Regions from separate parts of the Homo sapiens genome. Here region 2 is linked to region 1. A link is an interaction called in ENCODE POLR2A ChIA-PET data of the cell type or tissue named here. Cell type or tissue: HepG2. All regions are shown on one strand. Links, peaks and the distances in the headings refer to the core of each region. The heading gives the core; the rest is flanking DNA.

Evidence for each region. Peaks named below come from ENCODE experiments on the same cell type or tissue, not always from the same donor. Only the 100,000 strongest peaks of a DNase experiment are listed, where the experiment ranks them.
Region 2: POLR2A ChIA-PET joins it to region 1 with 13 read pairs; 20 of 35 experiments call an interaction of 5 or more read pairs at or near these places.

Annotation. Positions count from the first base shown.
Region 1 is chr15:65,375,568-65,391,236 of GRCh38, reverse strand. IGDCC3 (immunoglobulin superfamily DCC subclass member 3) reads left to right here and starts at 13,235. Exons shown (of 14, transcript NM_004884.4): 1 at 13,235-13,551. The coding sequence starts at 13,449. IGDCC4 (immunoglobulin superfamily DCC subclass member 4) reads left to right here. Exons shown (of 20, transcript NM_020962.3): 13 at 899-1,082; 14 at 1,826-1,953; 15 at 2,259-2,429; 16 at 2,651-2,788; 17 at 4,581-4,686; 18 at 5,178-5,406; 19 at 6,122-6,283; 20 at 6,818-9,753. The coding sequence ends at 7,228. RefSeq lists enhancers at 5,734-5,853, 5,874-5,923, 5,934-5,983, 5,858-6,469. In HepG2, for the core only: no CTCF peak of the experiment used is centred there; DNase peaks (open chromatin) are centred at 12,446 and 13,086; H3K4me3 peaks cover 3,065 bases.
Region 2 is chr15:65,309,340-65,323,436 of GRCh38, reverse strand. No RefSeq gene overlaps it. Among named protein-coding and RNA genes, the nearest start is that of RNU5B-1, 12 kb to the right of the region's middle. RefSeq lists an enhancer at 4,525-4,574. In HepG2, for the core only: a CTCF peak has its summit at 4,418 (motif pointing left); a DNase peak (open chromatin) is centred at 4,386.

The DNA of each region.
Region 1 (15,669 bases), core at 7,670-15,669:
TTCTTTTGAGACAGAGTCTCACTCTGTTGCCCAGGCTGGAGTGCAATGGTATGATCTCAGCTCACTGCAACCTCTGCCTCCTGGGTTCAAGCAATTCTTGTGCCTCGGCCTCTTGAGCAGCTGGGATTACAGGTGTGCACCATACCTGGCTAATTTTTGTATTTTTAGTAGAGACGGGGTTTCACCATGTTGGCCAGGCTGGCCTTGAACTCCCGACCTCAGGTGATCCACCCATCTTGGCCTCCCAACGTGCTGGGATTACAGGTGTGAGCCACCACACCCAGCTGAGTTCTAATTCCAGTTTGTTCATTTCTTCATTCAGCAAATATTTCGCTGAGTGTCTACTAAGTGCCAGCTGCTTTGGGAATTTAGTGGTGGACAACACAAATAAGGTTCTTGCTCTCTTGGGGTTTATTTTATGTTTCTAAAATAAACACTTATAAATATAGTGTTTATTATATTTCAATTTCCTATCTATTTTTAAAATATTAAATAATTTAATCCTCATAACAACCCCATGAGGTAGGTACTATCATTAGAATAGTGAATGGAGACACAGAGAAGGTAAGTAATTTCTCCAAGGTCACACAGCTAGTAAGTGTCAGAGCTGGAATTTGAACCAAGGCAGCCTGGTTCCAGAGTCTGGTTCCATGGTTATTCATTGCTGTGATTTGCTGCCTCTCTCTTTATTACGTTCTTACAGACTAGTGTTCCACAGTCAAAAATCAAATTCTTGGAAGCCTCAATTGCCTTATCTGTGAAGTAGGAATGATGCCACTCAACTCACAGGATCAAAGGAGTGGGTCAAAGAAACAGCCTTGGGAACTGTAAACCACTATACATATTTAAGGATGAGTATCCTCCCTCCCTTCCTCACACTCTAGTTTTCACCTTTCAGACATGCCTATCCAGAGGGGACCACCCCTGCCTCCAGCCCACGTCCATGCGGAATCAAACAGCTCCACATCCATCTGGCTTCGGTGGAAAAAGCCAGATTTCACCACAGTCAAGATTGTCAACTACACTGTGCGCTTCAGCCCCTGGGGGCTCAGGAATGCCTCCCTGGTCACCTATTACACCAGGTGGGGACTAATGCCTTTACTAATGTAAAGAAGGGAGGAAGAATAGGTGGGGGGTGGTGGTGGGAAGGCAGCAGGTGGTGATCAGGGAAGGGCCCCTGGGATTCAGGAACATGTCATGGCTCACCTGTTACGCTGAGGCCACACAGAGGGGCTGCACAGGGTCCACGTCCTTGCCTGCTGACCAGATGGTAGCAAGGAGGCCATCCAATCCCGTCCCCTCACAACAGAGCCTTGTTCTCAAACTCCGGAGAATGTGACACAGGACAGACCTGTTTCTCCAACCTCAGAGGGCTCCCAGTCTGATGGTGAAGAGAACCCCACCCCTGTCCTCAGAGCTGCTCCCTCTACCCTGTTAGATGGGGAGACAGAGCCTGAGGAGCCTGAGGTTTGGCGGAGGAAAGTCGCATAAAAAGCAACCGATATATACAACTGCCATGAAGGCAAAATTAAGCCAAAGAAAAGATGCATCGGAGATGATTCCATAGGTGGAGAATAACTTGGATTAATCCAGGAAGGTTTCCTGGAGGAAGGGGTCTGGTTTCGAGATTGGACTTGGAGCAGCATACATCCAGACTTCTCTGTAGGTCCCTGGGTGGTGGTAGTCGCCTCCAGGCCAGGGAGCAGCTTCCCTTCCCAGGGTAGAGCCTGGGGCTGGGGCTGACTGCAGGGGAGTAGATTTGGAGGAGTCTGCCCTGCTGGGAGAGTGTGCCTGAGAGCACTAGTCACGTTTCTTGCCTTAGCAGTTCTGGAGAAGACATCCTCATTGGCGGCTTGAAGCCATTCACCAAATACGAGTTTGCAGTGCAGTCTCACGGCGTGGACATGGATGGGCCTTTCGGCTCTGTGGTGGAGCGCTCCACCCTGCCTGACCGTGAGTGGCTCCCAGCCCCTTGCCACCAACCCATCTTTTGCCCAACTCCTTCTTGCCCCAGCAGCAAGAAACATACTTCAGAACCCCAAGGTTTGGGCAGAGCTGGGGGCAGAAGAGTTTCTGGGAGGGGAGGAATGTTAAGTCCCTCCAACCACACATACTGTTTTCTAGAATTCCCCAACTAGAAACCAGACCTCATCTTTGCTTTGTGGCTTGTTCCATGAAGGAGGAAGAAGGGAGGTCATATCATCATGCTCTGTCCCCCAGCTCTGACATCTCTCCCCATCTCCTCTCCCGCACCCCAGGGCCCTCCACACCCCCATCCGACCTGCGACTGAGCCCCCTGACACCGTCCACGGTTCGGCTGCACTGGTGCCCCCCCACAGAGCCCAACGGGGAGATCGTGGAGTATCTGATCCTGTACAGCAGCAACCACACGCAGCCTGAGCACCAGTGGACCTTGCTCACCACGCAGGGTGAGGGCTCCTGCCCCAGGGCATCTGCTCAAGAGCTTCCCAGCCTCTCCCGCTTCCAGCAGTGAGAACAGTGCTGGGGTTTGTTCCAGGGGCTACTGGGAGAAGCAAGCAGAAGCTGCTGCCTAAGTGGAGAGCAGACTCTCCCAGTCCCCTCCCTGCCCACCTCTGCATCCACCCACCCCATCCACCATCCCTGCTCTCCCTGCCTCCCTCACCCCCAGGAAACATCTTCAGTGCTGAGGTCCATGGCCTGGAGAGCGACACTCGGTACTTCTTCAAGATGGGGGCGCGCACAGAGGTGGGACCTGGGCCTTTCTCCCGCCTGCAGGATGTGATCACGCTCCAGGAGAAGCTGTCAGGTATGAGCACAGGGCAGCCCAGGTTTCCCTGGATTGACTTCCAAGCCCCTGCCTGTGGACACAACTACAATTTCATTGTTTTGCACAGCTGTCCTCCAGGTTTGGTGGGGGCAGAGCAAATGTGAAGGGGAAATAGGTGTGGTTCAGTGATAACTTGATTCAGAGGCCAGGTTCGTGGGGGACTGGCTTTTTTTTTTTTTTTCTGAGATGGAGTTTCACTCTTGTTGCCCAGGCTAGAGTGCAATGGCGCAATCTCGGCTCACTGCAACCTCCGCCTCCCAGGTTCAAGCGATTCTGCTGCCTCAGCCTCCCAAATAGCTGGGATTACAGGCACACACCACCATGCCCGGCTAATTTTTGTATTTTTAGTAGAGACAGGATTTCACCATGTTGGCCAGGCTGGTCTCAAACTCCTGACCTCGTGATCTGCCTACCTTGGCCCCCTAAAGTGCTGGGATTACAGGCGTGAGCCACCATGCCCAGCCAATTATTGTATTTTTTAGTAAAGACGGGTTTTCACCACATTGGCCAGGCTGGTCTCAAACTCCTTACCTCAGGTGATCCACCCACCTCGTCCTCCCAAAGTGCTGGGATTACAGGTGTGAGCCACTGCATCCAGCTGGGACTGGCTTTAGAGACCAGTTTCTTTGGGAAATTGCTTTGATTGGAGGATTAACTTGGTGAGGTGATGAGCTTTATGGTGTGGAGGTGGACAGCAGGACTGGCTACGTAATTTCCAGGGCCCAGTGCAGAATGAAAAGGTGCTATCCCTTATTTTAAAAATTAGAGGTCGGACGGCCAGGCGCGGTGGCTTATGCCTGTAATCCCAGCACTTTGGGAGGCCAAGGTGCGGGCGGATCATGATGTCAGGAGATCGAGACCATCCTGGCTAACACGGTGAAACTCTGTCTCTACTAAAAATACAAAAAAAAATTAGCTGGGCGTGGTGGTGGATGCCTGTAGTCCCAACTACTCAGGAGGCTGAGGCAGGAGAATGGCGTGAACCCGGGAGGAGGAGCTTGCAGTGAGCCGAGATCATGCCACTGCACTCCAGCCTGGGCAACAGAGCGAGACTCCGTCTCAAAAACAAAAACAAAAACAAAAAAAGCTAGAGGTCGGGCATGGTGGCTTGTGCTTGTAATCCAAAGTGCTTATGCACTTTGGAAGGCTGAGGTGAGAGGATCACTTGAGGCCAGGAGTTGGAGACCAGCCTGGACAACATGGTGAGACCCTGTCTCCACAAAAAATTTAAAAATTATCTGGGTGTGGTAGCTCATGCCTGTGGTCACAGCTGCTTGGGAGGCTGAGGTGGGAGGATCACTTGAGCCCAGGAGGTTGATGCTACAGCGAGCCGTGTTCATGCCACTGCACTCCGGCCTGGGTGACAGAGCAAGACCCTGTCTCAAAAGAAAAAAAATTAGAATTTTAAGGTGGTGACAGCAGAGCATGAACTCAAGCGTGGGGTCCATCCAAGCATGGGGTCTGCGCACCTGCACATGTTGCACACCCATGCAACAGCCCTGGGAGCAGGCAACACGTGCTTCACCAAAGGCCAGTTTGAGGCAGAGAGACCATAACTTCTGGGTGTGTTTTAGGGAGGACAGTCAGAGGGAGAGGTAGTAGTAGTTTCTGTGAGGCTCAGGGCCCTCCTGTCCTTGTATCAGAAGATTGTGAGCATCTGAAGGGTGAGGGTCCAGCTGGTGTCTCCTGAGAAAGCCATGGATAGTCCTGATCTATGCCCTGTGCCCTTCCTCTGTCCTGACCTGCTCTGTGCCTCTCTCTCCCCCACCAGACTCGCTGGACATGCACTCAGTCACGGGCATCATCGTGGGTGTCTGCCTGGGCCTCCTCTGCCTCCTGGCCTGCATGTGTGCTGGCCTGCGCCGCAGCCCCCACAGGTGAGCAGGGGAGCCAGTCTGACTTCAGGGAAGGGAGACTTCCAGGAAGGGCTGCAGAATGGGCCATCAGGGAAAGTGGCCATGACTTGCCCTTGGCACTCCCAGGAGCCCCGTTAAAGTCAGGACTCTGGGATGAAGGAATCAGGGATGATGTCCTCCTGAGAATGGGGAGTGGACTTAGGGGAGCCCCAGCCTACCCTCCTCAGCAAGGCCAACAGAACTGCCTCACTCCCACTTCCTCTGTAGCTGCCAGCATCTTGGAAAGAGGGGCCCCAAATCTCCAGATGCCTGCAGCCAAGGGAAGAAGAGCCCTGTTTACAGCATCAGGCTGTTTTGAACAATAGCAGTTTTTCTTACTCATTGCACAGACCAGGAAAGCAAATCCCAGAGATGGGCAGGAACCTCCCCAGAGACATAGGCTGGACCAGATCCCAGCCCCGCCTGACCCCTTACTCTGACCGCTATGCCTTGTTTTCCGTCTTCCCTTCCAGGGAATCCCTCCCAGGCCTGTCCTCCACCGCCACCCCCGGGAATCCCGCGCTGTACTCCAGAGCTCGGCTTGGCCCCCCCAGCCCCCCAGCTGCCCATGAATTGGAGTCCCTTGTGCACCCCCATCCCCAGGACTGGTCCCCGCCACCCTCAGACGTGGAGGACAGGGCTGAAGTGCACAGCCTTATGGGTGGCGGTGTTTCTGAAGGCCGGAGTCACTCCAAAAGAAAGGTAAGTCAGAGCCCCACATTGCGGCTCTTTTCTAAATAGGACACCAGGGGGCGACAGAGCACAACGCGTGGCTATGCGAGCATGGCTCTACCTCCTCTTCGGAGCCGGCTGCGGACGCTAGGGCCTCTCTCCCTCCTCCACGGAATGGTTGGCTGTCAGGGAAGCACATGGGCCTCCATATCCCGGCGGAATAGGTCAGCTTGGTTCTCACGAAGGAAAGGGCCTCCCAGCAGGTGACCCAGGGTAGCCAGAACACCCAGCTCCCTCCTCATCCCTGGAGCTGGGGAGACCTCTGAGACCCAGACATCCCCGTGTGGGGAGAAGAGGCCAGTCGGCTTGGCTGTGGCCAAGTGGGACTGGGACCAGGATAAGGTGAGGCCTTCGCTGGGCTGGTCCCTTTCATGCTGGCAGGGGCGGCACATCCCACCCAACTCCGACCCGTCCTCCCTCACCCTCTCCCCGCCTGGCTCGGACACCGCGGGCTTTGCAGAGCGTCTGGTGTTCCGCTCCTCTGCAGGAGGACTCATCCTCAGATTACCCCGCTGACTCTGAGCCCTTTCGATGCTCCTCCCCAGAGCCTTGGAGAGGGAGAGAGCAGCGGGTGACAGTCTGGACCCTGCTCCCCCGCGGCCCATCCCAATTCCCTCCCCCGGGCTTCCCTCTCCCAGCCAATCCTGGTCGTGCCCCTTACTGTCCCCTTCTTTCCCCCGTGCAGATCTCCTGGGCTCAACCAAGCGGGCTGAGCTGGGCTGGTTCCTGGGCAGGCTGTGAGCTGCCCCAGGCAGGCCCCCGGCCGGCTCTGACCCGGGCCCTGCTGCCCCCTGCTGGAACTGGGCAGACGCTGTTGCTGCAGGCTCTGGTGTACGACGCCATAAAGGTCAGCGTCCTGGAAGGAAGGGGCAGGAAAGGAGGAAAGGGTCTCTGTGCTTGTGAAGAGGAAGTAATGAGTTCTCTGGAGACCCCTGGGTGGTAACTTTCCTGGGGATAGAAGTCTAGCCAGGAGACCCCTGGAGCCTCCAAAGGTTGAGTAGGTGGAGGGCAGGCCAGTTTGCAGGAACCTGTTTCAACCTGGGTTGAAAACAGCCCCTCCTCTACCCAGACCTAAGTGGGCCACAGCAGTTCCGTGGATCTGAGGGTGTGGCTGGCCTGAGTACGCTCAGCCCTTCCTCCTGTCCCCAGAGGCCCTGACTGAGTCTGGTACTCCTGAAACTCCTGGATGAGGGCAAATGGGAAGTATTCCATCATTCCCTGCCTTTGTATAGGTTCGAACAGTTCCTGTGTATCCTTCACCGACTCCCATGTGATACTTACTCTGATGGAGGGTCAGACTTTCTGCCCCACGTACGCTGGTCATTCTGATGATTACTCTCAGTAATGGTCACTTTGTCTTTGTGTTCTCTGCTCTGATCAGGGCAATGGGAGGAAGAAGTCACCCCCAGCCTGCAGGAACCAGGTGGAGGCTGAAGTCATTGTCCACTCTGACTTTAGTGCATCTAACGGGAACCCTGACCTCCATCTCCAAGACCTGGAGCCTGAGGACCCCCTGCCTCCAGAGGCTCCTGATCTCATCTCGGGTGTTGGGGATCCAGGGCAGGGGGCAGCCTGGCTGGACAGGGAGTTGGGAGGGTGTGAGCTGGCAGCCCCCGGGCCAGACAGACTTACCTGCTTGCCAGAGGCAGCCAGTGCTTCCTGCTCCTACCCGGACCTCCAGCCAGGCGAGGTGCTAGAGGAGACCCCTGGAGATAGCTGCCAGCTCAAATCCCCCTGCCCTCTAGGAGCCAGCCCAGGCCTGCCCAGATCCCCGGTCTCCTCCTCTGCCTAGCTCTTCCCAGAGGATGTGGTTTGGGGCAGGCAGGTATGGATCACATAGGATGCGATACCTGTGGCCGTGTATGTCCACATGTGTGCCTGTAGATACATCATCAAGCCCTTTGGAGCTTCCTAAGTTGCTTTGGCTGAGGGGAGAGGAAAACATGGATTATTCACTCCCCCCATACTCTTTGTGATACACATGTGACATGTGAAAGACATACGAGACATAGCTACATGTGATGTGCACATGTGTGAAGTGCATGTATGCGTACTGGTTGTTGAGCTGGGAAACCGTGGCCCAGGCAGTGGTCACTACAGCCTGATTGGTCCTCCAGGTCAGAACGGTGCCCCACAGTGGTCAGTCCCCAGCCCTGTGGGCCCCCACCTCCATCGCCCAGCCTTTTATTACACACTCTGAGAGTGTCTCCAATGCCTGTCTGACAAAGACAGTCCCAGCCCATTCTCCTGTCTGGCTGGGTTGGGTGCAAGCAGGCTCTGAATGCCTGGCATTTCAGCTGCATCACCTCCCAGCTCCTTATTGCCCAAATAGAGAGGGTGGCCCTGGCTCCCCTCCGAGCAACTCTGCATTTAATTTTGTAATCTGGGAAGTGCCTGGTTTTGAAAATCCGCTTTCTCTCACTCTTCCCCTCCTTCCTTGCCCCTGGCTGCTCTAGTGTTCTGTCTCCCAGTCACCTCGCTCTCCCAGCACCAGTGCCCTTCTCCTGCTCCCAGATACTCTTTCCTTTCCTCTCTCCTGTTTTCCTTCCTCTGCTATCTCTCACACCTCTCCCAGACTATGTCATCTTGTTCTCCTGCCTGGGTTCAAACTCTGCATCCTTCTCTAACAACGTGACTACCTCATGTCTGCTTCAAGGCCCCCGTGCCCTTCCTGTATCCGCGGCTGCCGCGCACTCGCCTGCCATCCTCCTGCCTCCTCTTCACTCAGTGCTTCTGCTTGCCCTGCCCCAGGCAGCCCACCCACGCCCAGTGCGGGTGTGGAGAAGATCTTCTGGCTTCCCTGCATCTTGCCTTTGGGATTGGGATCCAAGGGTTCTCCATGGATGGATCCAAGTCATAGAGGGGAATGTTTGAGACAGGGAAGGGGGCTGTGATCCAGAGGCTCAGAATAAAAAGATGCCCTCCCTTCTATGCAGGGGGGCAAGTTTACTGGATGGAGATGATTTGGGCCTCTCTTCCAGAAGAAGCTAAAGGAAGAGAAGGGGAGTGAGAGTTCAGGGAGGCCCTTCCCACCCTGTGAGGCTTGACTTGATCTGGATTGGGGATGACAGGAATCTCACCCTCTGGGGTGCTGGCAAGGAGGTCTTTGCACAGGAAAAGGGGTAGCTCATTTCAGTTTGTTTTTTCTTTAAATTGAATCCTCAAGTCATTTTCTGTTCACCTGCCGCACAGGGACAAGCTTGACTTCTATTTTCTGTGTAGTGAAAACAATGTCATTTATTTGGTTTTTCACCTCAGCCCTCTCATAGGAGCATAGAATGTTAGGGTCTTTACTCCCTAATGATGTCTGATTGGCACATCAAGAGTTAACTCTGCCTTCTGGGCCAAATTCGAAATAACCAGTCCATTTTTCCTTTTTTTTTTTTTTTTTTTTAAATGGTGGAATGTCTCTCAGCACAGTTGCGGCTTCCTCAAACCCTGAAAGCATCTGTGTTTATTATACTCGGGTGTCACTCACTGTTGATGTCTGCACCTACGTTTCCACCTCCTCCCCCTCCTTCAGCCAGCCTATGATAACACTAAAGATTATTAATGTTGGTTTTGTATCTCGTTAAAGACAGAATTGTCACTTGTAGTATTTCTGTAGCATTCAGCGCTGCTGTGGCTAACACCACTGTGTATGTTTCATCATTGCTCTGAAGGTCAAAAGCCTCATTTTATTTTGCTGGTTTGATTTTTTTTTTTTAAAGAAGAAAAAAAAACTGCCCTGAATTAAATGGCTGTTTTAACAGTAGGCTCTTAGCATTATACCACATAGTCATTTTTCATGTTCTTGTTTAACAGGCACTGAGGTTCTGGTTTAAATTAAATAGCTGCAAATGAGACAATTTATAACCCATTAGGTTGGGTGGAAAATTGTTTCTCAAAAGCAAATAAGTAATAAATCTGGTATCTGCCTATAACTCACAGTTGATAAGAAAGTGGCCATTTCTCACTAGCACTATATATGATTTGGGCTCTGGGTAATTTGGAAGTGTTAGGTTTGTGTCTTTGTAGCAGTATTTTTATTAGAAAAGAATCTATTGGCCTTTTACAGGGTATTAATCCCTTTGTCACCTACCATTGATGCCTTAAGTTTTCTGAGTCTCAATTAAAAATCTTCCTTTTCTTGATGCATGACAAGTGTAATCAGTACTTGCTCATTTATTTGTCTGTATTTAGTTTATGCTGTACTATTTAATTATCCTTCCAGCGTTTTTTTTTTCTCCTTACAAATATGATACTCTTTAGTGTTAAGCTAAGGCATTGATTCATGTATCTGTCCTTATAATGAATTAATAAACTATTTTCCAGAAATGTGGAATTCTCTTTTGGAACCATTGACCATGACTAGAATTTCCTCAGCCTTTGTGCCCTAGGGATTTTATTTCTTACTGTGATGGGAAATGATGTTGTTGTTGTTTTTGAGATGGGATCTCTCTGTCGCCCAGGCTGGAGTGCAGTGGCACAATCACAGCTCACTGCAGACTCAACTTCCTGGGTTCAAGCAGTCTTGTCACTGTAGCCTCCCTAGTAGCTGGGACTACAGGCACATGCCACCATGCCTGGCTAATATTAAAAAAAATTTTTGTTATAGAGATGTGGTCTCGTTATCTTACCCAGACTGGTCTCGAACTCCTGGGCTAAAACCATCCTCCTGCCCCAGCTTCGAAAAGTGCTCGATTACAAGCATGAGCCACTGCCTCTTGGCCCAAAATAGTGTTTTGTTTGTTTGTTTGTTTGTTTGTTTGTTTTTTCAGACTAATCTCACTTTGTCGCCTAGGCTGGAGTGCAGTGGCATGATCTCGGCTCACTGCAACCTCTGCCTCCCGGGTTCAAGTGATTCTCCTGCCTCAGCCCCCCGAATAGCTGGGATTACAGGCATGCACCACCACACCCGGCTAATTTTTGTATTTTTAGTAGAGACGGGGTTTCACCATGTTAGCCAGGCTGGTCTCAAACTCCTGACCTCAGGTAATCTGCCCGCCTTGGCCTCCCAAAGTGCTGGAATTACAGGCATAAGCCCCTGCGCCCGGCTCAAAATGGTGGTTTTTGAGGGTAAAAAGCAGGTGGTCATGGGAAAGAACTAAACCATCTTCCTCCCTCAACAGGCACTTAGGAAAAAGACGTAAACTTAGGAAAGATGTGTCCTTTGATGGCACTTCCTTAGACTCTCTGGGGATCTCTTTCCATCTGGGCACACATTTCTCTGAACTTTTTTGGGTGCAGGAAAGAGGGAACAACTCCAGAGATTTGGGCTCCACAACTATTCTCCTGTATAACTCTGGTCACCAAAATTACTCATGGCCACACAATCACACACACGTGCACTGTGTGTACAAGCTCAGAGACCCGCACATGCATACTTTGCCTTCACAAACACCCTTGTGTCTGTCCGTTAATGCAAATGTGCACACAGTCTCACACACAAAACTCCACACTCACACCCCACACACATCTTGGCATCACAGTTGGCAGCTGCTGTCTGCTAAGATCTTTACAGAGCCCGGAACATGCTTTCTATTGGAGGGAATCAAGAGCTAGAGGCTGCTTTGCTCAGGACCACCCCCAAAGTGGTGGGCCAGACCCAGAGTTAATTGACAGATCAGACAGAGAGATACTGCACATTTTGCACTCGGCAGAATAGCCATTATTTGCATATCACTCTCAGACCAAGGGTTGTGATAAAGAAGAATTAAACACTTGTCAAAATGAATTTAAAATGACAGCAATTCAAGAGACCAATTTGACCTCTTCAGAGTCCAGGACAAGCCAAGAAGGGGTTGTTGAGAATTCAAGCCCTGCAGGAGGGAGTTCCAGGATTTTAGGCCCAGGGAGGGCCCTTCCCCTCCCTTTCCTAAGGCCAGTAGACCACCACTCCCACCCTTTCTCACAATGAAATCCAATAGGGCTTTGGCACATTGGAGTCCTCCACCTAGAATTTTTCCATTGCTTCCCGCTGTTCACATGCCTCATGTCCTGCTTCTCAGGCTCATCTTCCAGTAGCTGCCCTAGAGTGAACAGTCCTGAGCTATGCCAACCTCATCATTAGTAAACCTGTCCATCTACAGGCACTCTGATTTCTGGAGGCCTGTACTTCCTTACTTATCCGTATCAAAGTTAGTTTTTTGTTTGTTTGTTTGTTTCGAGACGGAGTCTTGCTCTGTCGCCCAGGCTGGAGTGCAATGGTGCAATCTCAGCTCACTGCAACGTTTGCCTCCCGGGTTCAAGCTATTTTCCTGCCTCAGCCTCCCGAGTAGCTGGGATTACAGGCGCCTGCCACCACGCCCGGCTAATTTTTTTGTATTTTTAGTAGAGATGGTGTTTCATCACATTGGTCAGGCTGGTCTCGAACTCCTGACATCAGGTAATCCACCCGCCTCAGCTTCCCAAAGTGCTGGGATTACAGGCGTGAGCCACCGTTAGTTTCGTACATGGTCCCAAAGTTCCAGAGTTGGTATCAAAAGAAAGACTTAGTTTTTCCTCTGCCATCCCAGTCCAGTGCCAAAGGAGCAAATAGCTACATTAGGCCAACTTTTATTATTTATTTATTTATTGAGACAGGGTCTGTGTTGCCCAGGCTGGAATACAGTGGGACTCCAGGCATGCACCGCCATGCTTGGCTAATGTTTGTATTTTTTGTAGAGACAGGTTTTCACCATGTTGCCCAGGCTGGTTTTGAACTCCTGGGTTCAAGTGATCTGCCCACCTCGGCCTCCCAAAGTGCTGGGATTACAGGTGTGAGCCACTAAGCCTAGCCTGCCAGCTTTAATTCTCTAGCTCCTAGAACTTAGTAGCTGCTCAATAATTTTGATGGACTAGTCCATCATGCTGGACTCAACAGAAGACCATTTAATAGAGAGTGGCTGAGATTCAAGATCTCTGAGGGCTAGTATGGGTATGTCTCTGCTAAAAGACATGCTTATCTTCTGTAACATTCTCACGTGGGACCTCTGTTGTCTCCTTATATGTTCTCTGACATGAACGATTGAGGGCCTTCTTTGTGGCACAGAAACGTTACTGGGAATTTTAACTTTCTATGTGCTTTTCCAGTTACCAGGTCATTTGTCAGGACCTCTGCGGTTTAAAGGTCTCTAGGGATGAACAGGAGAGATAAGATTATTTTCATCTTTCAGATGAGCTCAGTGAGAGTGACTGGGCTAGGCAGCAGGCAGAACCCAGGTCGGAAGCCAGGCCCCTTTAGAGCTCTCATTGTCCTGCTGCTGGGTCTGCTCTCTCCAGGCAATCCTCCCCAGCGGAGCGCCAGGACTCCTCGGTCCAGAGAAGCCAAGCTTGCAGCTACAGGATCTATCCTTTGAGTGGAAGGACCAGAAATCCATGGAAAACTGAATCTTTGACAACTTTACGCAGCTTTTTAGAGAATTATCTCTAAAATATGGACTTGGAGGAGGGCGCAGCAGAAAGAGTGGGTCAGAGCAAATCCCGCAGCTGTGTGTCTTTCCGCAGCCCGGACCCACTCCCCAGTCCGCTGGTGTCCACTTCCTCAGCCCCCCAGGTCCCCGGCTGGCCCGCGGGGAGGGGATACCCGGCTGCAGCCCGGGACGGCGCCGGCCGCTCCAGCCACAGTTCAAAGCGCAGGGGGCGCGTCCGCCGCGCAGCCGGGAATGTCCGGCCGCTTAAAGCGCTCGCCGGCTCTTTTGTTCCCCAGACCGGGCCTCCGGGGAGAGGGGGCTGGGGGAGGGGACCGGGAGCAGAGAGGAGGGGGGCGGCGGGCTGGGGAGGAGGGCGGGGCGGCCGCGAGCGGTGCGAGTGTGGAGCGCGCACCCCGGGCGAGGCTGACAGATCGCCCGGGTGGGTGCAAGATGGCGCAAGCGGCGCTCCCCCTGCGCCCCCCGCGCTGCTGAGCAGGCATGCGGCCCCAGTCCCCCACCGCCTGGGCTCGGCCCCGGCCGGAGCCCCAGCCCCGGCCCCGGCGCCGGCCCCGCGGGACGCTGTGAGCCGCGAGAGGCCCGGGAGCCGCGCGTCGCCGAGCCGAGCTGACCGAGAGCCCCATGGCTGTGCAGCGCGCCGCGTCTCCGCGCCGCCCGCCCGCCCCGCTCTGGCCCCGGCTCCTGCTGCCGCTGCTGTTGCTGCTGCTGCCCGCGCCGAGCGAGGGTGAGTGAAAGCGCCCCGGACCGGGCGGTTGCGGACGGAGCCAGGGGAAGGGCGAGCAGGGAGGGAGCGGGCGCGAGGGGCGGACCCGGGGAGAGCGGCGCGGACCTGAGGGCGGACCCCGCGCGGGGGGGACCCTGCGGATCCGGACGGGGAGAGGGTACCAAGGCCGGACTGCTGGGGGCCCTAGGGGCGTGTTGAGGACGGAACCCCCCGGAGGAAGACTGGGGCAGGACCCGGAGCCCAGACTGAGGAGCAAGGAGTGCAGCGAAGCGGGAGCAAGCGGGGCGGGCTGGCGTGGAGACCGAGGGAAACGAGCCAGGGGAGACCGCAAGGCTAAGCGCTGACCGAGGCGGACGAGCTGGGGTGCTGGGTGCCCGGCCGTGGACATAGCCCGAGGCAGCCAAGACAGGGGACAGCAGCCTGGGGAGCGGAGACCGGGACTCTGACGGCTGCACTGGGCGGAGATGGCACGACCTGCATTTGGAGCTGGTACTGGGCTGAGGAGTGCGCGGGAGAGACAGGAGAAGACGAGGGAGATTCCTGGAGGGCGGCGCGTGGCTAGGGAGCGACCCGGGACAGAGCCCGTGAGCCAAGAAGGAGAGGAGAAGCCACCGAAAGCGAGAGCGAGCGAGCCGCGGGGATGCTCACGTGCCCCTGCCCTTCCCCGAAGTGTGCACACGCGGAGACCTTGCCCTGGCTCTCGCGGTCCGCCGGTTCTGCTGCCTGGAGCTCGGCTCTGCTGCCTGGAGCTCGGTCACCACCACTCTGTTCCCTTTAGTGGCTGCAATGGTCCCATCTCCCGGGAGGAGAGTGCAAATCTAGTCCCTTAACCCTCCCACCTCAAGTTCCCCACAGACACTCATCTGGGCTATTCTCTCTCCACTCCTCTCCCAAGAAGTAGAAGCTCGCGTCCGCATCAAGGAAAAACTTTATTCCCGACAGCTATACCAGGGTTGGATTCGGGGCTAAGACGGGTGAACTCACGACATGGGGAGGATGCGCAGGGGTTTGAATAAGTGCGATCCTAAAAAGTCTTAAAACATTACATCTTCCTGGGCCGGGGACGGGGGGAGGGGGGCGCGGGGGGCGCTGGGCGGGGAATGCCTATAACCCCAACGCCCCTCCTTTCTCCCCACCCATTTCCCCATCTCCCTCAGCCAGGGAGGGCCCTAGTCTGCTGGGGAGGGGCCAGCTCCAGGATCGCTAGTTATCTGGAAATGTGAGGAGGGGTCTGTGACTGCCATTTCAGACCAGGTGGGTTCATTCCTCCTCGAGTGGAGTTGTAACTGGTCTGGTAAGTTGTTTGCTGGAGAAGTTGGTGACTTGGCATCATGCCTGGGATTGGAGTGCTTGTCCCTCCAGCCGGGCTTCTGATTCTCTGATTGGCCTTAACCCCATCTATTCTTTGGCCTCCTTCTTTTCCTGCTCATTTCTCTTCTGCAGGAGCAGAGAGGTTGGCTGGAAGTAAAGGTTCTAGGAGCACCCTCTTCCTTGGTTTTGGGAAACCATAGTTGGTGTTTGCTACTCTTCATCTCTCCCTATGACAAAGGCAAAAGGACCAACACCCAGAGTGCCAGAGGAGAGGGGCAATGGGGCCACAACCTAGTCTGTACCCCGGGTACTGGGACCACACACCCTGCTCCCTGCCAGGCATTGGACCAGGCATCTGATGGGTTTTGGCCAGCAAAAAGAAGCATGATTTATTACTATCTCCCTCTGTATTTCTTTAGAACTTTAAATTTTTCATAGTGCCTTTGAGTCTGTTAATCATGTCATACAACCCTATGACCCAAGCTCCATTGTTCTTCTTTGATCTAAACAGATGAGAAATGGGAATCCAGGACATGTTGAATACTTTACCTAAGGTCACACCCTGAAGGTCTGTGAGGCTTCAGTGCTTATCCAGGGTGACCATCGAAGTAGCAGCATCTGTATTGGAGTCAGTCTTGCTTTTGGGTCTCAGTTTTGCAACTACTGACTGTGAGACCCTGGGCAAGTCACTTGACATCTCTGGGCTTCAGTTTTCTTACCTGTGAAAGAGGAAATAGTACAAATAATATCTATCTCTGAGATGGTCTGATGATTAAGTAAAGTACCGCCTTGGATGGCACTTTGTAA
Region 2 (14,097 bases), core at 1-8,000, 60 kb after region 1:
TATTTGGCTTACAAATATGCAGTCTGGGCAGGGCTCAGGGGCAGCTGTCTCTGCTCCACTCTGCATCAGCGTGGGCAGCTTGAAGCCTGGGGGCTGGGATCCCCTGAAGGCTCCCTCCCTCCCGCGTCTGGTGGCTGATGCTGGCTGTGAGCCCAGCACCTCCACATGGCCTCTCCGTGTGGCCTGGGCTTCCTCACAGCATAGTGGCTGGGTTCCAAAGACAAGCGTCCTGAGAGAGAGAGCCAGGTGGAAACTGCAACATCATTTCTACGCCGGCCCAAGTGACACAGCATCACTTCTGCTATAGTCAGCTCTTTAGAACAAGTCGCTAAGGCAAGCCACATTCAGGGAATTCAAGGGGAATTAAAGTCTTCTTTTCAATGGAGAGTCAAAGAATGTATGGACTGTTTTAAAATGACCACAGGGGCCGGGTGCAGTGGCTCACCCGCCGGGGAGAATTACTTGAGCCCAGGAGGTGAAAGTAGCAGTGAGCCGAGATCATGCCACTGCACTCCAGCTTGGACTATAGAGTGAGACTCCATCTCAAATAAATAGATAAATAAATAAATAAAATGACCACAGGGCCACTCCGGAGGGACAGGTGGGGAACAAATATGAGCCAGGAGGCAGGGAGGGGAGGAAAGCTTTACCCCATGGCCCTGGGACTGTGCATGAGGCTGGTGGGGACACAGCTGGGGACGGCAGGAGACAGAGGGTGCCCCGAACTCCTATGGGGACACTGGGGCTGGACACAGGGAATGAGTGAGTGGGGGCAGCTAAGGCTGGGGGCCTGCCTTAAATTCTGGGTTAAGGCTTGAGTCAGGGAGGGGAACAGCTAAACCCATGGTCCTCTCTCAAAGAGGTATTAGAGGGCTGGGCACAGTGGCTCACTGTGTAATCCCAGCACTTTGGGAGGCCAAGGCAGGAAGACAGCTTGAGGCCAGGAATTCGAGACCAGCTGGACGACATGGCAAAATCGTCTCCACACAAAATTTAAAAATTAGCCAGGCATGGTGACACATGCCTGTAATCCCAGCTACTCAGGAGGCTGAGGTGTGAGGATCGCTTGAGCCTGGGAGGTTGAGGCTATAGTGAGCCAAGATCGTGCCATTGCACTCCAGTTTGGGTGACAGAGGGAGAACCTGTCTTAAAAAAAAAGGTACGAGGGGACTTGGGGACTGATCTGAGGGCTTTGTTGCTCCCCTGAGCCCCCCTGGAGCTACCTTGGAACGGAGAGGGAGCAGGGAGAAGAAGGGGCTGAGAGGAGGCCGAGGAGGAGCCTGGCTGGCAGAGAAGGGAAGGGCTCCTTGGACTCAAGAGGGATGGACACTGAGTTCCCACAAACGTGGATGGCCCCTTGGTCACCGTGCACCACGTGCCACCACCACAAGGCAGGGTTGGCCCTGGCTATTACTCCAGAATAGCCACCCTCTGACCAGGCTCTGCTCCCCACAGCTTCTCCTCGTCATGGTGCCTCTTCCTGCAGATGTCTCTCTCGCTCTCTGGAGGGGCTTCCTTCCCCGAGGCCCAGGATGCCCTATGCTGCATTTTGTCTCATTGCCTCAAAAGCTGGCTCCCCATTATGTGGACTTGTGCTGCCAGCACTTTCTTCATAACCACTGAAGGAATCAGAGTGTCTAACTGGGAGTACTGGGGACACTGTCACAAAGCTACCAAGAAAGCATACTTTGGTTCAATCCCGGCTGCTATAGTAGTGTCTTGGGTCAAGAATTGGAGAGTTTTGTGCCTGGAAGCTTGAGGTCATCTCTCCCGTGGCCAGCAAGTCCCCAGTTATTGGGCTGAGGCTGGGGTGAGGAGAACCAGAGCCCCAGCAGGATCAGAGAACAGTGAGGTGTCTCCTTCCATGCCTAGCTGGGGTGTCACCTTATATGGGGGACCTTCTCCAACTCAGCTGGTGGCTATGCCTTCAGCCCTTTGCCACCTGGGAGCTAGTACAGAGCTCAGAGCCAGTGCCCTGCTATTGAGAGCAACGAGCTGTCACTGTTCCCTGTCTTCTAGTGAGAAGCATGGCACCCTCTGGAGCTAAGAAGGTGGTGGCCATGGCCCAGGCTGTGGACACTAGAGTCCAACTGATGTGGTTTGAACCCCTGGCTCTGCTATTTCCTAGTTGTGTAACCGTGAGCAAACGATTTAACTTCTTTACACCTCTGTTTCCTTGTCTGTAAAATAGAGATAATATGCCCCTACCTCAAAGGGTTGTCGACCCAGCTGGGTTCTTTGCAGAAATTGATGAGCTGATTCGAAAATTTATACGGAAATGCAAGGGATCCCAAATAGCTAAAACAATCTTGAAAACAAAGAACAAAGTTGGAGGACTCATACTTTCTTGGTTTACTACAAAGCTACAATAATTAAAAAGTGTATTCCTGGCATCTGGGCAAACATATATCTCAATAAAATAGCACCAACAATCCAGAAATAAACTCTCACATTTATAGTCAATTGGTTTTTGACAAGGGTGCCAAGACAATTCAGTAGAGAAAGAATAGTCTTTTCAAAAAATGGTGCTAGGACAACTGGATATTCACATGCAAAGAAATGAATCTGGACCCTTTACACCATACAAAAAAAACTAACTCAGACTGGGTGTGGTGGCTCATGCTTGTAGTCCCAGCTACTCAGGAGGCTGAAGCTAGAGGATTACTTAAGCCCAGGAGTTTGAGGTTATAGTGAGCTATGATGGCACCACTGCTCTCCAGCCTGGGTGACAGAGGGAGATCCTGTCTCAGAACAAAACAAAAAAACAACAAACAAACCTTAAAACAACAACAAAACAACAACAACAACAACAAAGTCGAAATATGTAGCTACTGTATGACCCAGCAGTTTCATTCCTAGCTGTATACTCAGGAGAAATGAAAACATATGCTTGCCCGGGCATGGTGGCTCACGCCTGTAATCCCAGCACTTTGGGAGGCCGAGGTGGGCAGATCACTTGAGGTCAGGAGTTCAAGACCAGCCTGGCCAACATGGTGAAACCCCGTCTCTACTAAAAATACAAAAATTAGTCGGGTGTGGTGGTATGTGCCTGTAGTCCCAGCTACTCAGGAGGCTGAGGCAGGAGAATTGCTTGAACCCGGGAGGCGGAGGTTGCAGTGAGCCAAGATCACACCACTGCAGTCCAGCCTGGGTGATAGAGTGACTCCATCTCAAAAAAAAAAAAAAAAAAGAAAAAGAAAAAAGAAAACATATGCTTGCACAAAAATTTGTACATTGATGTTCACAGCAGCATTAGCCACGGTAGATAAAAGGCAGAAACAACTGTCCATCAGCTGATGAATGCAGAAACTAAGTGTGGTCAATCCACACAATGAGATATTATTTAGCAGATTAAAAAAATACTGAAATGAAACGAGTACGTGCTGCAACATCGATGAACCTGGAAAACATTACACAGGTACTAAGTGAAAGAAGCCAGTCTCAAAGTCCCACATATTGTACAATTCCATTTATAGGATATGTCCAGAACTGGCAAGTCTATAGGGACCAAAAGCAGATTGATGGGGGCTAGGGGTTGGGAGAAAATGGGGAATGACAGCTAATGGATACAGGGTTTCTTTTTGGGGTGATGAAAATATCCTAAAATTGTAATGATAGTTGCACAGTCCTGAATATACTAAAAACCATTGAATTGTTCACCTAAATGGCGAATTGCATGGAACATGAATTATACCTTGATAGAGCTGTTATTAAAAAAAAAAGAGGTTGAGAGGATTCACTGAGTTCATGTAAGTGAAGCGCACAGTTTAAGTGTTCAAATGATCCCACTGTAATAGGCAGAGAAACTGGAGCAGGCAAGGCAAAGCAACCCTAAGTTGGGGGAGGGGGGAGAGGAATGCCGGGGAGAGGGGAGCAGGATAAAGAAGAAAGCAAGCAGCCAGGCGCGGTGGCTCACACCTGTAATCCCAGCACTTTGGGAGGCTGAGGCGGGTGGATCACAAGGTCAGGAGTTTGAGACCAGCCTGGTGAACATGGTGAAACCCCGTCTCTACTAAAAATACAAAAATTAGCCGGGCGCAGTGGCAGGAGCCTATAATCTCAGCTACTTGGGAGGCTGAGGCAGGAGAATTGCTTGAACCCAGGAGGCAGAAGTTGCAGTGAGTCAAGATTGCGCCACTGCACTCCACCCTGGGCGACAAGTGCAAAACTCTGTCTCAAAAAAAAAGAAGGAGGAGGAGGAAGAGAAGGAGGAGGAGGAGGAGGAGGAAGAAGAAGAAGAAGAAGAGGAAAAAGAAAGAAGGAAGGAAGAAAGGAAGAAAGAAGAAGAAAGATAGAAGAGTGAGCTTGAAGGGCCTCCTGCAGCTGGCCTGGCCTCCCTGGAGCCCAGGGAGCCTCTGGTTCCAAGCATGGCAGCCTGGAAGCTGCGCTCCTGGGAGGGCTGTGACTGGCGGACTTTGCTGCCACCCAGTGGAATTAACAAGGATTACAGCCACGGGAACAGAGGCCTGATCCCTACTGGTGACTAATTGAGCCCAGCAATTAAGATGCTCTGGGCCCCATAGGAGAGAGACAGACCCTCAGTGAGCTGACAATCTATAGGCTTGAATACAAGTAACTGCTATCTATTCAAATACTTATGTGGGTGAGTACCAGCAGCACATTGTAGAAACGGAAGGAAATTATCCTGAAGTGCTGGATTAAGGAAGGCTTTGAAAAGGAGTGGAAACAGGGGAAAGGGCATCCAAGGCTGCAGGCACAGCATAAGCAAAGCTTGGGAGGTGTGCAAGTGCATGGGGAACTCACTGAGCAGGCTCAAGTCTTCCATTTGCTGCATGGGGCCTGCCACCTAACAGATGGTCAATAAATATATGAATGACCACTAAATTTCTAGAGCATATGCTTTTTGTGGGGTCGATGTGTCTGAGGAAAGCCTTACATGGTTTCCAGGTGGACAGAAAGTCATCGAGAGGGTCAGATAGCCTAGAGTTTCCTCGGGGAAGGGAAGGAGCCCCTATGGAGTCCTCCCAATGATAATGATGCTACTTCTGTTATTACAGAAGTAGCATCCTGTCATGCAGGCTGGAGTGCAGTGGCGTGATCTTGGCTCACTGAAACCTCTGCCTCCCTGGCTCAAGCAATTCTCCTACCTCAGCCTCCCAAGTAGCTGGAATTACAGGTGCCCACCACCACGCCTGGCTAATGTTTGTATTTTTAGTAGAGACAGGGTTTCGCCATGTTGGCCAGGCTGGTTTCAAACTCCTGACCTCAAGTGATTCGCCCACGTCTCAGAGTGCTGGGATTACAGACGTGAGCCACTGCAACCGGCCTATTTTTTTTTATTGTATTGTACTGTTTTTTTGTTTTGTTTTGTTTGTTTTGAGACGGAGTCTCACTGTGTCACCCAGGCTGGAGTACAGTGGTGCAATCTCAGCTCACTGCAACCTCTGCCTTGTGGGTTCAAGCAATACTCCTGTCTCATCCTCCCGAGTAGCTGGGATTACAGGTGCCCACCACCACACTCGGCTAATTTTTGTATTTTTTTAGTAGAGACGGGTTTCACCATGTTGGCCAGACTGGTCTCAAACACCTGACCTTAGGTGATCTGCCCACCTCGACCTCCCAAAGTGCTAGGATTACAGGCCTGAGCCACTGCACCCGGCCTGTATCGTATTTTTATTTATTTATTTATTTATGAGATGGAGTCTTGCTCTGTCTCACCCAGGCTGGAGTGCAGAGGCGCGATCTCGGCTCACTGCATCCTCTGCCTTCCGGGTTCAAGTGATTCTCCTGTATCAGCCTCCCAAGTAGCTAGAACAACAGGCATGTGCCAAGACACCCGGCTAATTTTGTATTTTTAGTAGAGATGAGGGTTCACCATGTTGGCCAGGCTGGTCTCGAACTCCTGACCTCAGGTGATCCACCCACCTCAGCCTCCCAAAGTGCTGCGATTACAGGCATAAGCCACCACGCCTGTCCTATTTTTTTTTTTTTTTTTAAGACGGGGTCTCACTCTGTCACCCAGGCTGGAGTGCAGTGGTATAATCTCGGCTCACTGCAACCTCCACCTCCCAGGTTCACGTAATTCTTCTGCCTCAGCCTGCTGAGTAGCTGAGACTACAGGTGTGCACCACCACCACACCTGGCTAATTTTGGTATTTTCTGGAAGAGACGGGATTTCCCCGTGTTGGCCAGACTGGTCTCAAACTACTGGCCTCGAGTGATCTGCCTGCCTCTGCCTCCCAAAGTTCTGGGATTACAGGCGTGAACCACCACGCCCGGCCATATTTTTTTGTACTTTTAGTAGAGACAGGGTTTCACCATGTTGCCCAGGCTGGTCTCCAACCCCTGAGCTCAAGTGATCCAGCTGCCTCGGCCTCCCAAAGTGCTGGGATTACAGGCACGAGCTATGGCACCCAGCTAGTTATTACATCTTATGGCATTTGTTTGTTTGTTTGTTTGTTTTTAGACGGAGTCTTGCTCCGTCGCCCAGGCTGGAGTGCAATGGTGCAATCTTGGCTCACTGCACCCTCTGCCTCCCGGGTTCAAGCAATTCTCCTGTCTCAGCCTCCCAGGTAGCTGGGACTACAGGCGCATGCCACCATGCCCAGCTAATTTTTGTATTTTTAGTAGAGACAGAGTTTCACCTTATTGGTCAGGCTGGTCTCGAACTCCTGACCTCAGGTGATCCACCCCCACCTCGGCCTCCCAATGTTCTGGGATTACAGGCGTGAGCCACCACGCCCGGCTTCTTAGGGTGTTTTGTAGACACCTCCGTATCACCTCATGTGCGTCTCTCACAGCCGTGCAGCGGGTAGAGCTGGGCTTGCTGTCATCCTCCCATCTGAGATGAGGAAACCAAGGCTCCGAGAAGGGAGGTGGTGGAGCTGGGGCTTGAACCTCAGACTCCTTGTTCGAAGCCCATGCTGTTAACTTACATCTATGTATGGAGGAAAAGACGACAGGGGAGCCCAGTCGGGGGCGGTGGGGCGGGAGGGGTGGCGGTCTAAATTAACTAAAAGGGAGATTTTCTTTTTGAAGAGTGAGAAGAGACCCAGGAATGTCGGCCCCCCTGCCTCCCTGAGTGGGACGGTTGAGGAGGTTGGGCACATCCTAAAATGCAGGCTGGGTCTGTAACCTACCACAGCTCCACACTGCTCCCAGAGGAGTCCAGTGCCTTTGGCCTGGCAATCAAGGTCCCCTCACAAGAGGCAGCCTAGCCCAGTGGTTAAAAGCATGGGCTCGGCCAGGCGTGGTGGCTCACGCCTGTAATCCCAGCACTTTGGGAGGCCGAGTTGGGTGGATCAGGAGGTCAGGAGATTGAAACCATCCTGGCTAACATGGTGAAACCCCATCTCTACTAAAAATACAAAAAATTAGCCAGGAGTGGTGGCAGGCACCTGTAGTCCCAGCTACTCGGGAGGCTGAGGCAGGAGAATGGCGTGAACCCAGGAGGGAGAGGTCACAGTGAGCCAAGATTGCGCCTCTGCACTCCAGCCTGGGCAACAGAGCCAGACTCTGTCTCAAAAAAGAGTGTGGGCTCAGGACTGCAATCCCTGCTCCCCACGGTTCAGTTGTGTGACCAAGTGGGCGTCCTCTGGTGCCACTGTTTCCTCCTCTGTAAACTATGGATAAGGAGAGCACCTACCTCATAGGTTGTGAGTAGTAGGAGAGTCAGGATGCATGAAGCACTTAGTCCTGTGCTTGCTGTTGTTGTTATTATTAATTAGAGCAGACTGTAATTTTTTGCTCCTATCATCAGGTCCAACCCTCCAAGCTCGGCTCCTGGCTTCTCCCAGATACGCCATGCACTGCGCTGCCTCCCGGCCTTTCTGCAGGCTGTTACTTCAGCCTGGAACCACTCCTTCCCACTACCCCTTCTCTCCAGATCCTGACAAACACAGCTCCTCCTGATGTCTTCCTTGTTCCTCTCCAGCTAGAGCCACTTCAGGCTCTTAGTGCTACTCCACGGCGGCACTGATGGGTCATAAAGAGGTAAAGACACCACACCTGTCCTTAGAAAACGTAATCCTTGCCAGGCACGGTGGCTCACACCTGTAATCCCAGCACTTTAGGAGGCCCAGGCACATGGATCACCTGAGGTCGGGAGTTCAAGACCAGCCTGACCAAGATGGAGAAACCCCCATCTCTACTAAAAATACAAAATTAGTTGGGCGTGGTGGCGCATGCCTGTAGTCCCAGCTACTTGGGAGACTGAGGCAGGAGAATCACTTGAACCCGGGAGGCAGAGGTTGCGGTGATCCGAGATCGCTCCATTGCACTCCAGCCTGGGGCACAAGAGCGAAATTCCATCTCGAAAAAAAAAAAAAAGAGGCCGGGCGCAGTGGCTCACGCCTGTAATCCCAGCACTTTGGGAGGCCGAGGCAGGTGGATCACAAGGTCAGGAGATCGAGACCATCCTGGCTAACACAGTGAAACCCCGTCTCTACTAAAAAAATTACAAAAAATTAGCCGGGCGTGGTGGCAGGCGCCTGTAGTCCCAGCTACTCCGGAAGCTAAGGCAGCAGAATGGCATGAACCTGGGAGGCAGAGCTTGCAGTGAGCCGAAATCGCAGCACTGCACTCCAGCCTGGGCGACAGAGCGAGACTCGGTCTCAAAAAAAAAAAGAGAAAAAGAAAACGTAATCCTCGGCTGGGCTCAGTGGCTCACGCCTGTAATCCCAGCACTTTGGGAGTCCAAGGCGGGCGAATCACAAGGTCAAGAGATTGAGACCATCCTGGCCAACATGGTGAAACCCCATCTCTACTAAAAATACAAAAATTAGCTGGGAGTGGTGGCACGCGCCTGTAGTCCCAGCTACTCGGGAGGCTGAGGCAGGAAAATCGCTTGAACCCAGGAGGCAGAGGTTGCAGTGAGCTGAGATCGCATCACTGCACTCCAGCTGGACAACAAAGTGAGACTCCATCTCAAAAAAAAGTAATCCTTGGCCCGGTGCACTGGCTCACACCTGTAATCCCAGCACTTTGGTTTGGGAGGCTGAGGCAGGTGCATGGCTTGAAACCAGCCTGGGCAACTCCAGTGGGACTTCTCTCATACAGAGCTACTTCCTTCTGCAGCTCATTATGCCCAGTATGTATGACTGTCACTCTGCTCTGAGAATCTAAGATTACGTTTTCTTCTTATTATTTTTGAGACAGGGTCTCACTCTATTGTCCAGGCTGGAGTGCCGTGGTATGTTCACAGTTCACTACAGCCTCAACCTCCTGGGCTCAAACAATCCTCCCGCCTCAGTCTCCCAAGTCGCCTAGATTACTAACGTGCACCACCACGCCGTAATTTTTATATTTTTTTGTAGAGACAGGGTTTCACCATGTTGCCCAGGCTGGTCTGGAACTCCTGAGCTCAAGTGATCCTCCTGCCTCAGCCTCCCAAAGTGCTGGGATTACAGGTGTGAGCCTCTGAGCCCTGCCTTGGATTACATTTTCTAAGGACAGGTGTGGTGTTCTTATGTCTTTATGAACCACAAGTGCCGCCATGGAGTAGCACTAAATTCTCAAATATTTGTGGAAAGAAAGCACGAAATCAGGACAGGAAAGAGGAAGACGGAGGCCGGGCACAGTGGCTCACACCTGTAATCCCAGCACTTTGGGAGGCCGAGGCGGGCAGATCACAAGGTCAAGAGATCGAGACCATCCTGGCCAATATGGTGAAACCCTTCTCTACTAAAAATACAAAAATTAGCTGGGCATGGTGGCGTGCGCCTGTAGTCCCAGCTACTTGGGAGACTGAGGCAGGAGAATTGCTTGAAACCAGGAAGCGGAGGTTGTGGCAAGCTGAGATCGCACCATTGCACTCCAGCCTGGCCACAGAGCAAGAAACCGTCTTTAAAAAAAAAAAAAAAAAAAAGGAGGAAGAGTGAAAGAAGGAAGGAGAAAGAGAAGATGAAGGGAAAGGACAGAAATAGATGAAAGGTGAATAAAGCTAAGGGAGACTTGAAGAGACACCAGCCTGGCTCCATTTACCTTCTCACAACTTCAGGGAAAAGAACATGAAGATGGGACCTCTGGAAATGTGCAGCTCTTCCTTGAGCCACGGTATTGAAATGGACTTTGAAAACCTCAGAGTTGGCCGGGCACGGTGGCTCACACCTGTAATCCCAGCACTTTGGGAGACCGAGGCGGGTGGATCATTTGAGGTCAGGAGTTTGAGACCAGCCTGCATAACATGGTGAAACCCCGTCTCTACTAAAAATACAAAAATTAGCTGGACGTGGTGGCAGGCACCTATGATCTCAGCTACTCAGGAGACTGAGGCAAGAGAATCACTTGAACCCAGGAAGCAGAGGTTGCAGTGAGCCAAGATGGCACCACTGCACTCCAGCCTGGACAACAGAGTGAGACTCTGTCTCAAAAAGAAAAAAACAAAAAACAAAAAACAGAGAAAACCTCAGAGTGGCTCTGTATCTTCAGCCACACTGAAGCTCAATTTCCTCATCGGTAATAGAGATAATAATGGTACTTATCTAATTGGGTTGTTATGAGGATCAAATGAGAAAAATAACTGGAAAATCCTTGGCGCCTGGTGTAAAGTAAGCACTCAATAAATGCCGTGTATTGCGATGGTGATGGTTGGGTGATTCTGAGAATTCCAGATGTCCAGTAAATGACTGCACACTGCTACCAGAGGGAGGAGCTCCCTAGGCTTGAAGAGATGCCTGTTGTCCTGGAGCCTGGCCCAGCGGTCACTCGGAGGTCACAATGCTGTCTCCAGGCCTCCCCGCAACCCCCACAAGATACACAATAAAGACTCCTGATTGCCTGATTAAAGGAAGCGGATACACAATTAATTTCAATTTTAGACCGAAAGCCCCCTCCCACCTTTAAAGAAGCATTGCATAGCCTATTTCAATTTACACACTGAGCCAGTGTGGAATTTTCCAGCGTGTTCTGTGGCCTTTGAAGTGACCAGACCAGACTATTGATTTATTTCCAACTAATCTCTCTCTTTGAACCCAGAAGGGTCAAGGTTAATTATATAATAAAACATACTGTGCCCAGCTGCCCCTCTAAGGGCGCAGGGAGCCCCCTGACCTTTCTGTGCCAGCGAGTGGTGGATCGTATTTCTGATCCCTTCCCCGCATTCATTTCCTTCATCAGGGCCCATTAAGAAGGAGAAAGGAAAAAAGAAGAAAAAAAAAAAACCCGGCCCCTCATTTCCTCTCTGAGAGATAAATTTTAATTTGCTGGAAACCAACAAAGGTGATCTAAGCCATGTTTCCAGGCTGCCCCCTTGGGCTGGAAAATCTTGCAGGGAGCATCTACTCTGGAGCCACTGGGAAATGGGGTGAGGGTGGTAGGGGGCAACAAAGGGGTGCAGACTCCTGGGTCTGCATCTCCCACGAAGGGGAAGTCCCCAGAGTCCACAGCCAGGTCCCCACTAAGCCTTCCTTCCCTGCTGAGGTGACAGTTAACCAATGGCCCTGGCTTCCCAGGCATGTTCTCTCAGTCAGTCCCCAACAGCCACCCAGATGGGCACCAGCACAAGCCCTGCTTTCCCTGATGATGAAATAGGCTCTGAGTGGCACCAGAACTGCTTCCAGGTGTCACACGGAGGAGGTGGAAGTCCCGTGGCTTTTTTTCTGCTTTTTAAAATCATGGTTTTTCTTTTCCCACAGCCTCCCACCCTAGGGAAACAACATGGCAAACACTTTTTTTCCATTGTTGAGAAAAATGGTTGGATGCAGTGGCTCATACCTCCCAGCACTTTGGGAGGCTGAGGTGGAAGGATCACTTGAGCCCAGAAGTTTGAGACCAGCCTGGGCAACATAGCGAGACTTTCTTTTCTTTTTTTTTTTCTTCTTCTTCTTTTATTTATTTATTTTTTTTGAGACAGGGACTCACTCTATCACCCAGGCTGGAGTGCAGTAGTGCGATCATGGCTTACTGCAGCCTCAACCTCCCCGGGCTCAGGTGATCTCCCACCTCAGCCTCCTCAGTAGCTGGGACTATAGGGATGCACCATCACATCTGGCAACTTTTTTTTTTTTTTGTAGAGACAGGATTTCGCCATGTAGGCTAGTCTCGAACTCCTGGGCTCAGTGATCTGCCCACCTTGGGCTCCCAAAGTGCTGAGATTACAGGCGTGAGCCACTTCTTTTCTTTTTCTTTTTCTTTTTTTTTTTTTTTTTTTGAGACGAAGTCTCGCTCTGTCGCCCAGGCTGGAGTGCAGGGGCGTGATCTCGGCTCATTGCAACCTCCGCCTCCTGGGTTCAAGTGATTCTCCTGCCTCACCCTCCTGAGTAGCTGGGATTACAGGCAGGCACCACCTCGCCTGGCTAATTTTTGTATTTTTAGTAGAGACAGGGTTTCACCATGTTGGTCAGGCTGGTCTTGAACTCATGACCTCATGATCTGCCTGCCTCAGCCTCCCAAAGTGCTGGGATTATAGGCATGAGCCATGCACTGGCCTGATTTCTTTCTTTTTTTTTTTTTTTTGAGACAGTTCTCCCTCTGTCACCTAGGCTGGAGTGCAGTGGCATTATCTCAGCTTACTGCAACCTCCACCTCCGGGGCTCCAGCGATCCTCGAGCCTAAGCCTCCCGAGTAACTGGGATTACAGGTACCTGCCACCATGCCTGGCTAATTTTTTGTAGAGACTGGTTTCACCAGGTTACCCAAGCTGGGTCTTGAACTCCTGGACTCAAGAGATCCTCCAGCCTCAATCTGCCTTCCAAAGTGCTGGGGTTACAGGTGCCTGCCACCACCCGCAGCTAATTTTTGTACTTTTAGAAGAGACAGGGTGACACCATGTTGGCCTCAGGCTGGGTGCAGTGGCTCACACTTGTAATCCCAGCACTTTGGAAGGCCGAGGCAGGCGAATTACTTGAGGTCAGGATTTCGAAACCAGCGTGGCCAACATGGTGAAACCCTGTCTCTACTAAAATACAAAAATTACCCCCAGTAGGGAGGGAAGAAGGGAAGGAGTGTGCATAGCTCCTAGGTGAATTAATGTTAGCCACGGGAGGATGGTGGCACATGCCTGTGATCCCAGCTACTCTGGAGGCTGAAACAGGAGAATCACTTGAACCTAGGAGGCGGAGGTTGCAGTAAGCCAAGATCACGCCAGTGCACTCCAGCCTGGGTGACAGAGTGAGACTCTATCTCTTTGCTCCCCCTTTTCCAGAGCAGCCCCAGCCGCTCTTGTTTCCCATGGTGCTGACACTTCTGAAAGGGACAAGGCCAGTTATCCTGCAGAGTAACCCACAGTGTGGATTTGTCTCATGTTTCCTCCTGACTACTTAGTCAGATATGTTTGGTGTAAACAGCTCAGAGGGCAAGCTGTGTCCTTTTCAGTGCATTACATCTGGAGGCTCCCGATGCTGGCCTGGCCTGATTTTGGTGAGGGGCCTGGATTTTCAGCTGGAAGGCCGGTGCGTGTTCTCGCCTCCTGGAGGCACCCCCAGCATGGAGGGAAGAGGGGAAGGAATGTGCATAGCTCCTCGGTGAATTAGTGTTAGCCACGGGAGGAGCACGGTCTCTGGGACTCTTCGATCCCCACAGACGACAACCAAAAACTCAGAAGGAAGTCCGTCCATCACAGCCTGAGATGCACTCTCCCAGTGCCTCTCCCTGGACCATTTCTCAGTGTGTCAAGGGCCCTGTCACCTCCATGAAGTCTTCATGATTCTCTTGGGCAGAAGCAGTTGCTCCCTCCTCTCTCCTTCTGCAACCCTTCGCCTCATTTTCCTGCTTGCTGCAATCTGTTAGAGTTCACTGTGAGGCTCTTACTGCCCCTGTATATCCAGGCCCAGTAGAGAAGCCCAGGCCCAGGGCCCAGCAGAGAAGCTTCTCCATAAATATTTGTCAAATAAATCGTAACTCAACTGAAATCAGTCTGCCTTGTGGTCAATTTTACATTTTATTTATTTATTTATTTACAGATAGAGTCTTACTCTGTCGCCAGGCTGGAGTGCAGTGGCGTGATCTCGGCTCACTACAACCTCTGACTCCCTGGTTCAAGCAATTCTCCTGCCTCAGCTTCCCAAGTAGCTGGGACTACAGGCATATGCCACCACACCCAGCTAATTTTTGTATTTTCAGTAGAGATGGGGTTTTACCATGTTGGCCAGGCTGGTGTCAATCTCCTGACCTCATGATTCACCCGCCTCGGCTTCCTAA